Regions from separate parts of the Homo sapiens genome. Here region 2 is linked to region 1. Evidence: read pairs that join two places in POLR2A ChIA-PET (ENCODE). Cell type or tissue: A673. All regions are shown on one strand. Each heading gives the region's core, and the rest is flanking DNA. Links, peaks and the distances in the headings are about the cores only.

Region 1 (8,182 bases), core at 1,408-6,407:
TAAAGAGAGACCTGATATGAGTTATTTAAATTGTTTCAATATGAAAATAATAATGTTCTTATCTGAGTTCCTTTGAATATGACTCAATCCTCTTCATAAGGCTATAAACTGCTTTTGGAAGGAACAGCCTCCTGGTCCTCTTTGTGGCCTGGGCCCCAGCACCTGCACAGCACTTAGCAGAAAGCAAGTCTTATTTCCATCATCCTTTGCTGGCATTCCATGAATGTTAGACTTTCTTCTCTTGATTGACATTATTCCTAATTCATGATCCGACTTCATCACTTCACAACAAAATGTGTTCTGCCTGCTTTTCACAGGTGAAGTGCCTCACCCTCTTGTAGCTTATGAACGATGGAACAGAGGGTTAGCAGTCCATTGGCTCCCCGGTGCCTTTTCCAAATTGTCACCCTTCTCCCTCTGCTGTTTATTCCACCTGGAGGATTCTCTTCACCTTTCCTGACCTCACGCCTCCACTGCACCACTTGCCATCCTACCTTCACCTTATCCTTCAGAGTTTAGCTCGGATGACACCTCTTCTAGAAAATCTCTGACCCCTCAGCCTGCGTTAGATACACATTGTCACTGCTCATATAACAGTTTGTGTCACTTCTGCCACAGCCCACAGGGTATTGCAATTGTTATTAATATAGTCTCTTTAAGGTCACACACTATCCTTTCTATATAAATTTCAAGTGTCTGGCTCCTTATAAATGTTTTCTGAATGTATGAATCACAGCTTTTCTGTAAGTACGATTTTTTACTTCATGTCATATTTGAAAACCTATTTATATACTTTAATTTGTTTCTGAAAGTAATTGTTTGGGATTGTTTGACAATTCAAACAACCAGAAAGATTTTGTAAATATATTCAAGATATTCATTCATTCATTTATTCATTCATTCATTAAGCTTTGAAAAATTATATTCAGCACCTATTATGTGCTGGATCAAAGTTACCTGTCTAGGATCTCAAGCTGGGCAGATGGACACATAAGCTAATGATGATAAGGCAGTGCAGTAGGCACAGAGATTAAAATATGCCCAGGATATTCTAAACCACTGGGCAGGGAGGGTAATCGGTAAAGGAGATTACTTAGGTGTTATGAAGACTGAGCTGAAACTAAATAGCCTAATTGGCATGTACCAGGTGAAAAAGACAAGATGGGGTATTCTGGCAGAGGGGATGCATGAGCAAACATGGAAACACAGAGCACAGTACACAATGCAATAGAAGCAGTTAAGGCTTATGGGAATAAATTGGCAGGCATGCATTTTGCAAATATTATTCCATTTAATGCTTATACCAACATCGTGAGTTTGATACTGTCATTCTCATTTCATTGATAAGGAAAATTAGTAGCAGAATAGTAAAGTAATTGGCTCATAGTCACACAGCTAATGAGTGCAAAACTGATTTTAATGCAAATTTGACTTCTAAATTATTTCCCTCATCACTATGTGAATGTTGACTTTCTACTTTCACTATGAAACATGAACTATCTCTGCTTTTGACCAATTTAGATATCACATATTTGATCAAAAGTTGTAGCTTACATTTATCAGGTTAAACTAATACTCATATTTCATATATTTTACATGTCCAATGCCAGTGTACTGATTTGCATCATTAGCCATCACATAGCACTATGGTAACGTGTAATATGTAGATGGACTTTCTGTCTCTGTCTTTTTATTGTGTTCCACTGTCCAAATTTGATAATATCATGAAACATTGCTTACTGTTATATCGGTGATTAAGCATTACATGCCACTTACATATGGGAAAATCTGAGCTTCTGATTCTAAACCATGCTAAAACTGATTTTGAAATAAAAATCAGCATCAAATGTAAGTAACTGATTACTTTCATAATTGAAAAGAGGAAAGAAGAAAAGTAACTGAATTCAGAAACTACAGAACAGAAAAGATACTTCTCATCTCTATCTCCTGTGCTACCTTGAATCATGCTGAGCAGAGATTGAAATTAGGGTGAGTTAGGAACTTTACCTGGATTACTTTATTTAAACCTCACAATGGCCATTTTATAGATAATGAAACAGACTCAGAGAACCCATGCTCTCAACCATTATACCACACTGCTCCCATATTTTTTATTTTAGGTATCCAAGAACTACTTCAATTAGCTTTTTGAGGTTTTTAAAGATCAACTCTTTGAACATTTATTTTCTTCATTTTTCTCTGCAATTATTGGTCATTTTATTGAGTTCAAACAGTTTTCCAAGGAGTCTGGCATATTATTCCTTGAGATAACTGCAACAACCAGGTATATTTGACATATAATTCAATCTGACACTAGCCCTTAATGAATAGCAAAAGATACTTACAAAATTAATAACAATGATAATTTGTACTACACTGTCTGGAAATTGTTTAGCCTTTAGTGTAGCACAGGACAGTTCCTGGCCCAGAGTGGATATTCAATACTGTATTTGTTGAATAAATGTCAAAAGACTGATAAATAATAGAGCTATGTCATATGCAAACATGTCTTTTGGGAAAAAAAAGTCAACTTTTAGATATCCTTTACATGTAACTTATCCTTTAGTCTGTCAGTTGTATAGACACACACACACACACACACGAAATAGGTATAAAGGAGATAGATAGATAGATAGATAGATAGATAGATAGATAATAGATTTCAGGTTTATACTGAATAAGATACATATATACATATATATATATATATATATATATGATACTGAGTGATATATTCTGATATAAGCCGGAAATATTTTCATCTTTCACATATTACAATTTAGATATCAAAGTAATTACTTGTCTTCTTGTTATGGTTTCCAATTAGATAAGAGAGTGTGATTAAGAAAATAAAGTTGATCCATTACAGTACTACAGACTAGTGCTATTAGGCAACTTGCTGCCATTCTCATAAAAATTATGCAGTTTAAACTGGAAGATACAAGTGCTTGCTTCTATTACAAACAAGAACGCTTTTCTACTTCATAATATGCTCAATTAACTTTAGATTGATCCATGAATAAATTATAATCCAAATAGACTTCTTTACCTTAAAGCTTTGCTGGCTTAAGGTATCATTGTTGATTCATTATGTTGTCACTTTTCTATCGGCAATGTAATGCTTTTTTTATATCTGGATAGAGACAGTTTTAGTGTAAGATACTGTTATCTTTAAATGAGTAGGATTTAGCCTTTCTGGTGAGAACAAATTCATCAATGATGAATCCCTGGAGAAACTATTGAAACAAAACTCACACCATTTCTGAGCTTTGTTCAGTTCATCAGTTACAAAGCAGCTTTTGATAGTCCTAAAGAACTTTTTCCTTTGTTTAAGAAATATAGCATGACGCTCAAAACCTCTCACTTTGAGTTACCGCAGGCTACAACTTTTCTGTAAGAAAATAATGAATGAAGAGGAAAAGCTCCTGCTGCTGGCACTGTCAGGTCCTGCTGCTTCTCCTCCTGCAATAGGAAATCAATTAACTATATGTTCAGGCAGAGATTTGAACTAAATGCTTTATTAATCATCACTGATTGCACACACACACAGTGGCCAACTATGCATTCATCTTCACTCTTTCTTAGCTTTGTTTTGCTTGCTTGCTTGCTTTATCCTTCTTCCTTTTTTTTTTTTTTTTTTTTTTTGCAAGATCAAAACACAAATGTATGCCTAAATGTAGTATGTGTAAAGGTGATCGGTTGATCCTTTGTTGCGGGAGAGAATTGATGTTTTTTTGTTTTCGGAAAACTTTACTTTTAAAATGTTCAGTACTTAAATAGCCTTAGGACCACTTTAATATATACAACATATTTTTTAAAGCACTTAAATTTTCAAACTAATAAGGAAAGCAAAATGTCTACAGCAGCCTTGAAGTTTTGGAAGCTGGTACTATACCTTAGTCTCTGAGAGCTCCATGTAGCAGTGAGGAATTAAACAAAAATGAACCCAATTTGATGTGGAGATGCTTGGTGGAAGGTGGAAGGAGCAGTCACTGATATTTGGTATTTTTTTTTTTGCTTTCAATTAAAAAAAATTGGCAAGTTTTCCTTTTAGTCCATTAATTCTTCTAACCAATGCACAAAGAAAATCCTGTAGGAATCTTTATGTTAAATTGAGATTCTCTCTTTAGGACTAATTATAAAACCAATTAGCACATTAGAAACTTAGCATGTTAGCCAGGGGAAGGCTGTGTAACATAATTTATGTATGGCAAATGTGGTCAATCATTGCAAAAAATGACAGAAAATATCAGGCTGTTGGATATTTACACAGGCTGTATTATATTCAGCATCAAAAGATTTTCAAAAATTTATTGTTCTTATTACCATTGTTGAAATAATTTGAAATCATTATGGTTTAAATTTAACTACATTCATTGTCTGCATTTGGATAAATAATAATCTAAATGAAAAAATATACTATCCTCTGATGTACATTTAAAGGAAGATAGATTAAAAGGTTGCAAGAATGATTTCTTTTGAATGGCCTTTACAAAACTCTTAGGTGAAATTAGATGATGTTGAGTAAGGTAAAGTCCAAACAGAGAACCATGTAAACCCCAACAGGGAAAATAATGGTTCCGATTTTCATGGAGCCTGCTAACCTGAGGCATCTGCTAGAACCAGAGGTCATATGTTTCAACACTTAACCGTTCTTGATAGTCTTTGAGTATATTAGATTAGGATTGAGATGCCCCTGAGGTATAAGAGAAGCACGCAGGGGGTGACATTCTGAAGATTTATATCATGTGGACGTGTGCTCGCCACCTTATGTGGTGTTATCTGACCCCAAAGGCATTTTTTTGGCACCAAGTGTAATCCCTAACACCTCATATACCTCATATGCCCCAAGAAAAAGCCATTTCATAAAAGCATTGTCTTTTAAGGATGCTTATATATGTGATAAGGACTTGTTTTATACTCTTATTTATTTTATGCTTTTAGCAAGTCAGTATCACTTGTTTTATAGCAAAATGGATACAAAATACTATCTCCCTCCATCCTATCATTTCATATTACTGCAACAATTAAATATTACAAATTAAGAAAGCATTAAGGTGTAGAGATGAAGTACTCAGTTCTAGTCTCATTGTATATAAATTAGTTTGGCATTCATAACATTGTTTCCATTTACTTGACTTGTTGACATAATTATAATGAATTGATAATGGAAGTAACAATCTTAGATATTTCTACATAAGTATGTTCTTTGCTAACATGAATTACAGTTGCAGTTTGCAGTTCGGCTTAATTGGAACATGGTTTAAGTTTAGCTTACCTACTCTACTGAGGTCTCTAGAGGACCAGAGAACTCATTTTCCTGGGGCGTTATGCAAGCTGAAATGTGGAGGCCAGTGTTTTGAAACAAGTGTGATTTTTCACCAAAATACTTGCTAGGTCAGAGATCAGGATGACCTTCGAGTGCTGTAGTTTTCCAAACCTCCATCAGCTAGATAAATGGACTTTATTCTGCAGGAGAGAGAGGGTATTTTTGCAGTCTTATGAAAGAGACCTACCAATTCCAGGTTACAGGCCGACACAAAACATTTGGAATTCAGTGATGTCTATCACCAGCAGTATGTGTCAGTAAAAGTGAAGATCAAAGTTTCTAGAAGAGGGGAAGGACAAAGTGAAGAGAAAATAATTGTGGGATAATGAATGGTATGAGGGCATTTTCGTGTTAACTTGAAACCACTTAGCATTTTTCCATGACGCCCAGGTATCTTTCTAAATGAACTTTGTAAAGTACAATTGGATAACCTTGAAATTTAAAGCTCCGTGATGTGATTTTGAATACTGATGGAGTTTGTTTAAGCACTGTAATATTTCCTCTCCTTTTCATTTCTATTTTTGCCTCCATGCAAAATAAAATTTGTTTTCTGTACAGAGAAATCAATATTTTTACCATTTTTGTTTTTCAGCTATTCCAGTAAGTTGCAATCAACATTAGTTACAATCTTTAAAGAGATGTAGTAAGAATTTGAACACAATAAAATAGAGATACAGATGAGAACTTTGGCGAAGTACCTTTGCTATTGACAAAAGCATTTGTCAGGGACTACAACTGTGTCTATATCATGCTAAAAACCTGATGAAGGGGAAAAAAGCATCAATAGGTTTCACCTTCTGTCTATACAAACCAAACAAATGGTTTAACTAATAGCTGTTGTTTTATGTGAATGGGTTTGGTTTGCCATTGTGAACTTTCTTCCATTTAGAAATGTATTTTAATTAACATTTGTATATGTAATACATACATATTTGGTAAAAGTATTGTACTGTTGTGTTCTTTTTAATAATTAACGGAACCTGATACCGAGAAGACTAGTGGTCCAAAACAATGAGTGAAGACCTAGTTACAGTATACATGAAACAATCCCTAGACACACATTTGTTTGTTGATAATATTTATATGTTTATATCTTCCCATTTTTCTCTTCTCTGAGCTAACATGCTTCCTTATTTGTGTGTTTTCCTTTTAGAAACTGCCAAGTTTTGGACCTTATCTGGAACAGCGCAAGAAAATCATAGCAGAAAACAAGATTAGACTGAAAGAACAAAATGTAGCTTTTTCACCACTTAAGAGAAACTGTTTTATCCCCAAAAGGCCTATTCCTACCATCAAGGTAAAAATTATGCCAACTATATAAGTATGCCTACTTTACTGGTTAAATATACAAATATAGTTAAAATGTTTATTTACTGCTTAAATGTATCACTAATTTGGTTTTAGAATTATAATGAAAGTTTTAAAAACATCTGTCCATGGTGAAAACTGCATTTAAATTATAAAATAACCTTTTTTATTTGCATATTTTATACTTTTTAGAACACTGGCAAGCATGCATGTCATGGAAATTTTTATATACATTAAATGTATCAGGAGATATTAAGATGAAATTCCTAGTTTTCTTATAGTCACTTAAAAATTATTTTAATACATAATTAACTCCAAGATATCTTGTATTAGTCATGTAGTACAACTCAATTATCAATAAGCACATCAATATCAATGTGATCACTTGAAAGTTTTGGAAAAACTTTCTCTGGTTTGGCCTCTGGAAAGCCTGGACATTTATTTGGGTCTCAGGAGATTATTTTCTGGTAATAACAAAAATTACACTAAGATAGAATTATGAGTATGTGTTACCTTTCTTGATTTTTTTCCTTAAACTTTTCATTTTGACAGAAATGTAGATTCACATGTAGTTGTAAGAAATAATACAGAGAGGTCTTGTGTACCCTTTATCCAGTTTCACCTGTTTTGCATGTTGCAAAACTATAGTATGATAACACAACCAGCATACTGACACAGACACAATCTACCAATCCTATTCAAGTTTTTCCAGTTTTACTTCTATGTGTGTGTTGTATTTAGTTCTGTACAATTTTGTCATGTATGGAGGTTCATGTATCCACCACCACAGTCAAGATGCAAAACAGTGACATCACCACCAGGATTCCTCAGGTAACCCTTTTGTAACCACGCCTTCTTTTTTTCTGTCACCCTCAAGACAGTATTGTTTCCAAGCAGTCATAATGAGAAAAATGGAGGTGTTACTGGATGGCATTCTGTCTGAAATCATCATCACTAAAATGTAGTTTGCAGTTACTGAAATTCATTCTTCTGTGTTTGATGACACTCTACTCCTACATCTCCATTTTCTGTTTGAAATATCAGCTGAAAAGCTTGCTTTTATGTGTTCTCAAGTAGACCTCACTGAAATTCATCTTTAGCAGTCAACTGGAGACTGGAACCCTTAAAAATTCCTTCTACCTATGAAGAAAAAAAAAATGTATCTCATGCTAAAAACAGTGGTCCAGACTCAATGTTCCAAAATTTCAGCAATACAGAGTTCCGAAAGGGCAAAGGGAGTGGCTGACCACAAAGCGTGCCAGCACTTCAATGCCATCATTCTAAATAAAATGAACATTTGGGACTTTTAACAGCATAAAAGCCCCAAATCGTCTCTTGAGTTGTTCATGTTAAATTATTTTTGTGCCACTAAAAGTATGAACTGAACAAACTGAACACTAATGGAATGCGAAGGCCAGAACCTACAGCCCTTCACGAGCCTTTTTGCCAATGTGTGGCTATGACTACTATATGATTTGGAGATATAGTGTGTCTGGAATTGGTTCCTGCCCAGGGGTTCATGGTCTCGCTGACTTCGAGAATGAA
Region 2 (8,182 bases), core at 2,034-7,033, 120 kb after region 1:
CAGCAGCATGAAAATGAACTAATATAGTTAGGCCTTGTGAAAATGCATCACTTTAACCGATCATTAGAGAAATGCAAACCAAAATGAGATACCATCTCACTTCAGTCAGAATGGCAATTATTAAAAAGTGAAGAAACAATGGGTACTGGTGTGGAGAAATAGGAAAGCTTTTACACTGTTGGTGGGAATTTAAATTAGTTCATCCATTGTGGAAGACAGTATGGTGATTCCTCAAGGATCTAGAACCAGAAATACCATTTGACCCAGCAATCCCATTACCGAGTATATACCCAAAGGAATTTAAATCATTCTACTATAAAGACACGTGCATACGTATGTTTATTGCAGCACAATTTACAATAGCAAAGTCATGGAACCAACACAAATGCCCATCAATCATAGACTGGATAAAGAAAATGTGGTACATATACACCATAGACTTCTACACAGCCATAAAAAGGAATGAGATCATGTCCTATGGAGGGACATGGATGAAACTGGAAGCCATCATCCTCAGCAAACTAACACAGGACAGAAAACCAAATACTGAATGTTCTCACTCATAAGTGGGAGTTGAACAATGAGAACACGTGGACACAGGGCGGGAAACAAGGCATTTTGGGGGGTGGGGGTGAAGGGAGGGAACTTAGAGGACAGGTCAATAGGTGCAGCAAACTGCCATGGCACACGTATACCTGTGTAACAAACCTGCACGTTCTGCACATGTATCCTGGAACTTAAAGTTAAAAAAAAATTAGGAAAAAGAAAGTGTCACTGAAGGAAAAATGAATGGAGGAAATAAATCACTGTGCAAGGGAAAGAAATGTGTGACGGCTCATCAAGAACTAACCTCCATTTGAATAAGAAAAAATTAATGACTAGCCACAATTATGCATCCTGTAAATCCCAAAGAATGAAAATCATCTCATTCTATTAAATTGGATGGCCCACCACTATCACCACCACTGCCCATTCATTCAGCACAGCAGTGGAGACAGATCACCTCCTGATCTGTCTTGTATCTAGAAGGCTGTTGAAATGACTGTTGGACTGACTTGAGGATGATTTCATCAAACAATTGGCCAAACAGCCAATTTAGCAGTCCTTTGCTTGTTAGCAACTTGCCCTCCTTTCACCTGCCAAGGAATTAATTGTTTAATTAACTTGATTGCCTAGATTAACTAGGTCAGTTGTTTTATGAATAGACATTGCCTTCAAACTTGTATTCACAAATAATTTATTAAAGAGTGTGCTTTATTCTGAGATACAAAAGGTACAACACTAGAGGTCAGTAGTTCAAGGCTCTTCTCCATTTTGGTAACTGAAGAACTACTCGACCTTTTTATGTTTCAGTGTCTTCATCTGGAAAATGGGCTGAGCAGTGACTTTGGGGCTCCAAGTCACTGTTAATATTCTCTGATGCTTCAATACTCGTAGCAAAGCAGAGAAATGCATTTGGAAACTCCCATGATGCGTTTTACACCGTCACAGGCAGTTTTATGAGATGTGAGACCTTCTCGTGGCAAATTCACTTCTCCATAGGAAGGAAATTAGTAATTGGCTTCCTCAGTAAGCTTGATCTAATTCAACCTACACATTCTGGAGGGCAATTGGGCAGAAAAACCTCGGAAGCTATATAGCCGAAGAAAAATTTCTGACTTTACGAGTTAGGTAATATATTTTCAAAATAAAGAGTATACTTGGGAAATTCCTTTGTGAGATTCAACATGGAATAACAAAAAGTTAGGACTTGGGAACTTTGACTAAGAAAGTGTACACAGGAAAGACAAGGCTGGAGAAAACACTGAGTCCAAGGCTAATATGGATCATGAAGATGTAAGTTGCTTGGTTCAGGCTGGGTCTGTGATGAGAGCCTACTATAATTACAGACACGTTTTACTTGCATTATCTCATTCCTCTTTACTAAAATAAATAACTCTCTGAGGTGATTACTGATCTTATCTCCATTTTGCAGATGGTGAAGTGAGGACTCAGACCAAGCATCAGCCATTGCTTAAACCCAGGTATGTCTGACACCAAAAGCTGTGATAGTTCCCTTTACCCAATCCTTTAGGACACATTAAGCTGCCAAGTAGGTTGGTGCTTAGTTTTGGAAAAACACGTCCATTCTGAGTGGTCAGACCATACATTTCCTCATAAAATCTCTTGTGGTCACATTGGACACCAGTCTGATGGCTTGGGATTACTAGGTCATGTCAAGGTAGTCTGCAGAAGTTGAGTTTAAGGAAAAGGGAAGATTAAAATCAAAGAGCATGTCTTTCAGATTGAGTTGAATTCCTGGGACTCCCCTCCCATCCACTTAGGCCAGATGGGAAACAGTGTGAAATTGAACACAGAAAAATGTTGAAAGGGATATATATTAGAAAAAAATAACTCAAAGGGGTTCAACCAGAAGCACCTAATCTTGTCTCACTTCACATATTCTCAGCTCTGGTCTTCACATCTCTTCACTGCAGAGGGAGAAGTAAGATCTGCCCACTCTGCTTTTCCAGCATGCTGTAAAAGTAAATGAGGCCGGGCATGGAGGCTCAGGCCTGTAATCCTAGCAATTTGGGAGGCTGAGGCGGGTGGATCACCTGAGGTCAGGAGTTCAAGACCAGTCTTGCCAATGTGGTGAAACCCCGTCTCTACTAAAAATACAAAATTAGCTGGGTGTGGTGGCACATGCCTGTAATCCCAGCAACTCAGGAGGCTGAGGTAGGAGAATCACTTGAACCCGGGAGGCAGAGGTTGCAGTGAGCCGAGGCCGCGCCATTGCACTCCAGCCTGGGTGACAAGAGTGAAACTCTGTCTCAAAAAAAAAAAAAAAAAGTAAATGAAAATGTGTGAAAAGTGTTTCAATCTTATTGAAATTGGTTAAATGAATTCAGGGTGCTCTTTGTTATGCATTATTACAAGTTATCATTGGTATCATAAGTAGCAGCCATTTAAGAGAGCTCTACTTCATCTCCAGGCAGAGACTTATTTCTGCCACCCACTCAGTGGTTTTTGATAAAACAGATCTTTCTGCTGTAAAGAAAGCCAGCAACTGGCTATAAAACTATTTGCTTGGGATTATCTTTTAAATGACACAACTCTAGCAAGTTCCTACTCCGTAATATACTTTTGAGTTCTTCTTTTAACCCTCTGCATATTTTCATCTCTTTTCCGTGTGTGTGTGTGCATGTGCGTTTATGTGTGTGTTAAAGCCAGACTTTCAGGACTGAGACAGAACAAATGAATGCATCCTCAGGGGAAATGCTAAATCAGTGACATGAAGGTGATTTAAAGGTCTTGAGGGTCATCCAATATTATTAAGCTTAAAGCATAGCCCTGACTTCCAAGGAAATAGAGCCAGCTGAAACCAGCATCCTCAAATTTAAAAACTGAAATAAAAAAGAATGTTGTATTACAACTCCCATGTTTAAATAACTCAAAAAGAGAAAGACATTTCCAGAGAGAAAATAATTTTTTCTCTAGATTCATTACATAGGCGAGTTCAGCGCTTTTCTGAAAAGCTCTGTGCAGGATGCTTTTTAACTCAATTTAGTCCCCACTTTAAATTCTGTTTCTTAGGGCAAGAAAGCTTTTTTTAGAGCAGAGCCAGGTAACGGTCAGCCTCCTGGATAGTCTGAAGCTTATGAAAGCCATACTCATGCCTTTCATCTCTCCATAAAACTGTACACTCTCCTGATTACCCCAAATTACAATGTTTGCTGCTACTCTCTTTAATCAGATTTGAGCAATTCTGTTTAGTTAAAAAAAATCAAATGGCATTTCCCTTTCATAAGGCTTTGCACTTCATAAGAGGAGTGAATTCTGTTATTCTTCATAGCTCCCCATGAGAGATTTTTCCATTAACGTTTTGAAGCCATGATTGTTGTATATCAAGATACTCAGTCTTGGCCCCATGGTGGTGGATTGGATTACTTTGCTGATTTCTTACCTGCAGTGTAAGACTCCAATGTAGATTAGGACATGGTTTAAGAGGAATTATCTCCTTTTTTTAATAGATCACATACTGAGTTTCAAGCTCCAAATTCAACAGAAAATCAAGCTAATTGTTCATTTCTTCCAGGATATCCCTGAAGGATAATTGACCTCTGCAGAGCAACTTCTTAGTAGGAAACTAAATAATTAAGTTGAAGGAAATACATTTCTTGTTCATGATTCCAGTTGTAAAGGGTTCTTTGTATGTGTGATGAGATCATAACCCTGCATGCATTTTATACAAAAGATAAGTGCACCTGTTTCCCCAGTCTGTATTGAACTAGCTATTTTAAGCAAGACACATATCCAAATGACTATTATAGATAAAATCTATACCTTTTAAAGTTATTGAAAGAAAATATTCTCACTCAAATCAGGCCTCTCCTCATCTAATCTGCACCAATTGGGTTAATCCTTACACTAAAATCGCCCTACAAAATGATCTGGAAACATACGATATAGACAGTTTTATTAAATAATAGGTTTCATTGTTTTCCTCAATTGGCACATTCATATTATTTTAATATACTGTGCCTAACTGCCTATCCTATACATTTTCAGCTGTGGCAGTGATTCATACTTCCTAAACAATAAGAAAAGAATGCTATCCACAAACTCCTAATTCAGTAAGTGCACAAATCAACAGCCCTGATGAGGCAGTTGTACCTTCGATGCTGTTTATAAGCTTCTCAATGAAAAACATTGTAGTATACGGTCTTCTCAAAATAAGAGAACACTGAAAGAGAACTAGTATTTGCTCCAAACTCATTAAAAATCACTCTTCAATTACAGAGGCCTTGGCATTTCCTGGAGTCAATTCCAATTTAAATCAATTCAGTCAACGTAATTTTTAACTTAACAGTTATAACCTCCAAACAAAGTTTTGCCATTAAATATTTCAAGGTGCTAGAGAAAAAGGAAATGGTGTTCCCCAGCATAGCCTGAGGCACGGGAAGTCTGCCCTCAGAGAGGACAACTTTGCTAGCTCACTGCACATCCTAACCACCCCCAAAGTCTCTAATTTGTAAATTGCTGAATCAGTTTGTGCACATTTGGAAAATTACTGCTTTCCTGCAATTTTCTGTAAGCTATTGCTAAATTGTTCTGCTGAATGTTAGTGAAAAATTATATTTTTAAACCACCTCTGAATCCTAAAAGCCCATGGCACAGTATTCTGTTTGTGTGAGCAATTTAGCTTTATTAAGCAGCATGACATAGACTGAGTGAGCTAAGAAGCTTGGTACAGTATGTGCCCCAGAATGATTAGCCAGAGAAGCTAATCAGTTTCCATCCTGATTTTGAGAGTGGAATGGACACCTAGCAAGGAAGGAGGTTCTCTTTGGGTTGCTTTCCAGATAGACCTGACTCCCTATTTTGCCTTGGATATTATTAGAGAAATTGTTCCAGACAGTGGAAGTTTGGAGAACAGCACTTTCCAGACAGCATTTATTTCTGAACTTCTCTGTATTCAACCTTTTACCAAACCACCAATTGTAGAGTTTGCTTTGCTCATCTTGGGCAATAAGGTAATACAATGCCCAAAAAGAGTTCAAAGTACTCTATTCCAAAGGCAGAATTTGTCCATCCACTGGAAAAATGGATTAAGGTAACCCAGCTATAACTCCAAAGGTGAGAAAGACACATTTAAAGGTATCTGTTAGCATACAAAGTGATGGTAGCTCTGCAGACCAAGGCAACAGAAATGGTTACTGAAATCTGTTAGTCTGTTTGTGTCCTCCAACTCATCCCCTGACTGGAAGTTTTAGAAAGGACATATTGAAAGGAAACTTGCAGAAATTCAGTGAATCGTCCTGTGATGTGCTCTCATGTTTCACTGTGGGAAGTAATATTCTTGCTGAGCAGTTTGTTCCACTATAAATCTTTAGATATGCAGCCTTCTCTAAGATTATTGTATGAATTTAGACACACCATTCTGGAAACTAAATTAGCCTGCATTTACTGGGAAGTTGAATGCAGCCAGACTAATGGTAGTGCAAGTGTAATTGGTTCCCACCATGTGTCACTGTGTATACTTCTCAAGCCCCAGAAAAGATGCATTATGGGCCTAATTTTTAAATGTTAATGGATATTGGACACTTGCCAGACACCCAGCTGTGCACAAAACACTGGGATGGTAAATAGCTCATGATCTGTTTAGAAACAAATGATGATGGTTTTTAGGATTCCATGGGACTGACGGCATGGCTACTCGCTCAGACTTGGAGGCTGACCCCATTAATGGCATTGAAGGGAAGTGTTCTGATTTTTACCATCAAAATTAAAGAGCAAGGGCATTGTGTTAAAGCCTAAATTATTTTTGATTAATATTAAGGAAAGTCTAGTCTCTCACACCTATTAACCTTACCTGTGTTAACATAGCTGTTTGACAAGTGTTTTTGGTTTGTTTGCCTGTTTTCCATGGGATCGGGTCAAAATGAGAATGTCTTTATCAATTAGCTTGGGTGTAAACGCTGCAGTCAGAATGACCTGCTCACTTGTGCTTGCAAAGACAGCCTCACTCTCCCACCACACACCTGCCACAGGGCTGACAGAATGGCAACAGGTTTCCTTTCACTCGATCTGTTGCTGTTATCATTTTAATTGAAAGTCAACGAATGGAGCATTTTCTGTAAATTCTTTCTCTAAAAGGTCTTACTAATTGTATACACTCTGTCAGCCAAGCCTACTAGAAATGGCTTCTTTTTGTAAAAAAAGAAAAAAAAAAGTATTGGTGATGAGCTGTTTTTGATTAAAACACCATTAGGAAGAAGTATCATTCTTAGCATAAACATGGGAGAGAAATGGAGGCAGGGCGCCGTAGCCTACTGTTCCTCTGCAAAGAGGAACAACAGGCTGGTGTATTCTGCATCTAAAATGCCATCTGAGGCTATCAGCATGGCTTAAATATTTCATCAGCCAAGGAGAATATGAACATGAGCCGAGCTGGTCTGACATCATTTCTGGAGATGTGTGAGAAGCACTAGGGGAGCTCTAGTGTGTTGGCAATTCAACCACTAGCAATTTGTGTAGGGTGAAAGCAAGAGAAAATGACAAGAGAGGGAAGGTGCTGCCATCTGAATTCAGCTAGCATAAAAGTAAGAAAGTTTGGATTGGGAAGACTTTTGGCAATGATGCTACCCTTTTAGAAATTAGTAAGGATAACTCACTTCAGGAGGTGGTTTTACGTTAGAAAACTTTGTGGATGGATCTTTTGAGTAGCCAGCTTTCCTATTTATATCTTGTATTATTTTATTGTCCTTAGCAATAGGAGAACTCAAGCCATGGTGTTGGTCCATTTTCTTCAAGGGCAGTTTGGACCAAAAGACTCTGATGACTGAAAGATACAGATTCAAGTCCTGGTTCTACCACTTACCAAAAACAGTGTAATTTGAGGCAAATTGCAGTCTCTATAAACTCCGCTTCTGTAACCCTAAACAGGATTATGACTAAAGGTATGTAAAAGCATCTAGGGCACAAGAGTACTTAATAAATGCCAATAAGTAAAACTTTGGCCATGTCATGTAACAAGAGACAGTAACATTTTGAAGCTCTTTATATTTTTTCCTTATTTTAAATTGCAAGAATATAGTATTAAAAATAATATACCTCTTTTATAACATTTTTCTTTAAAAAATTTTCCTTTTTGATAGAAGCTTACTGGAGGGTGTATAGTAGCAACTGATTTTGGGGTATCTTCTAGATATTTCACTCTTCTGCATCTTATAATTGCATCTTTAGGAGGGAGAACCTAGGACAAATGACACAGAAAGCATTAAAAGGATAGGAATTATTTTTCCGCAAACCTAGTTTCCCCAAATCATCAGAGACTGAAGGTCTGAGTTCCTCACTTACTAAAATACAGATTTTAAAGGCTCAAATGGAATCTGAAATGGACTCTCCTTATTTGAACTAAGGCTATAATTTGGGGTGTCCTACAACCTGGTTTGGGGAGTCAAGTATTTTATTAGAGACTATTTTCAAACCACGGATTCAAATATTACTTTTTAAAAAGAGCTTTATTGATATATAATTCAAATAACCATAAATTCATCCATTTAAAGTGTATAATTAATGGCTTTTTGCATATTTGCAGATATGTGCAACAATCAACACAGACAATTTTAGAACATTTTTGTCACCTTAAAAAGAAACTCAGTATTCTTTTCACAATCACCCTGCTATCCCCTCCCCC

What was found. Peaks named below come from ENCODE experiments on the same cell type or tissue, not always from the same donor. Only the 100,000 strongest peaks of a DNase experiment are listed, where the experiment ranks them.
Region 2: POLR2A ChIA-PET joins it to region 1 with 17 read pairs; 2 of 35 experiments call an interaction of 5 or more read pairs at or near these places.

What each region holds. Positions count from the first base shown.
Region 1 is chr1:97,096,933-97,105,114 of GRCh38, reverse strand. It overlaps DPYD (dihydropyrimidine dehydrogenase), which reads left to right. Exons shown (of 23, transcript NM_000110.4): 21 at 6,483-6,626. The region is part of intron 1 of DPYD-AS1 (DPYD antisense RNA 1); the gene reads right to left. Among named protein-coding and RNA genes, the nearest start is that of DPYD-AS1, 5.1 kb to the right of the region's middle. In A673, for the core only: no CTCF peak of the experiment used is centred there; a DNase peak (open chromatin) is centred at 3,404; H3K4me3 peaks cover 432 bases; H3K27ac peaks cover 535 bases.
Region 2 is chr1:96,977,410-96,985,591 of GRCh38, reverse strand. No RefSeq gene overlaps it. Among named protein-coding and RNA genes, the nearest start is that of DPYD-AS1, 110 kb to the left of the region's middle. In A673, for the core only: no CTCF peak of the experiment used is centred there; DNase peaks (open chromatin) are centred at 4,051, 4,911, 6,081, 6,941 and 1 weaker place; H3K4me3 peaks cover 620 bases; H3K27ac peaks cover 4,957 bases.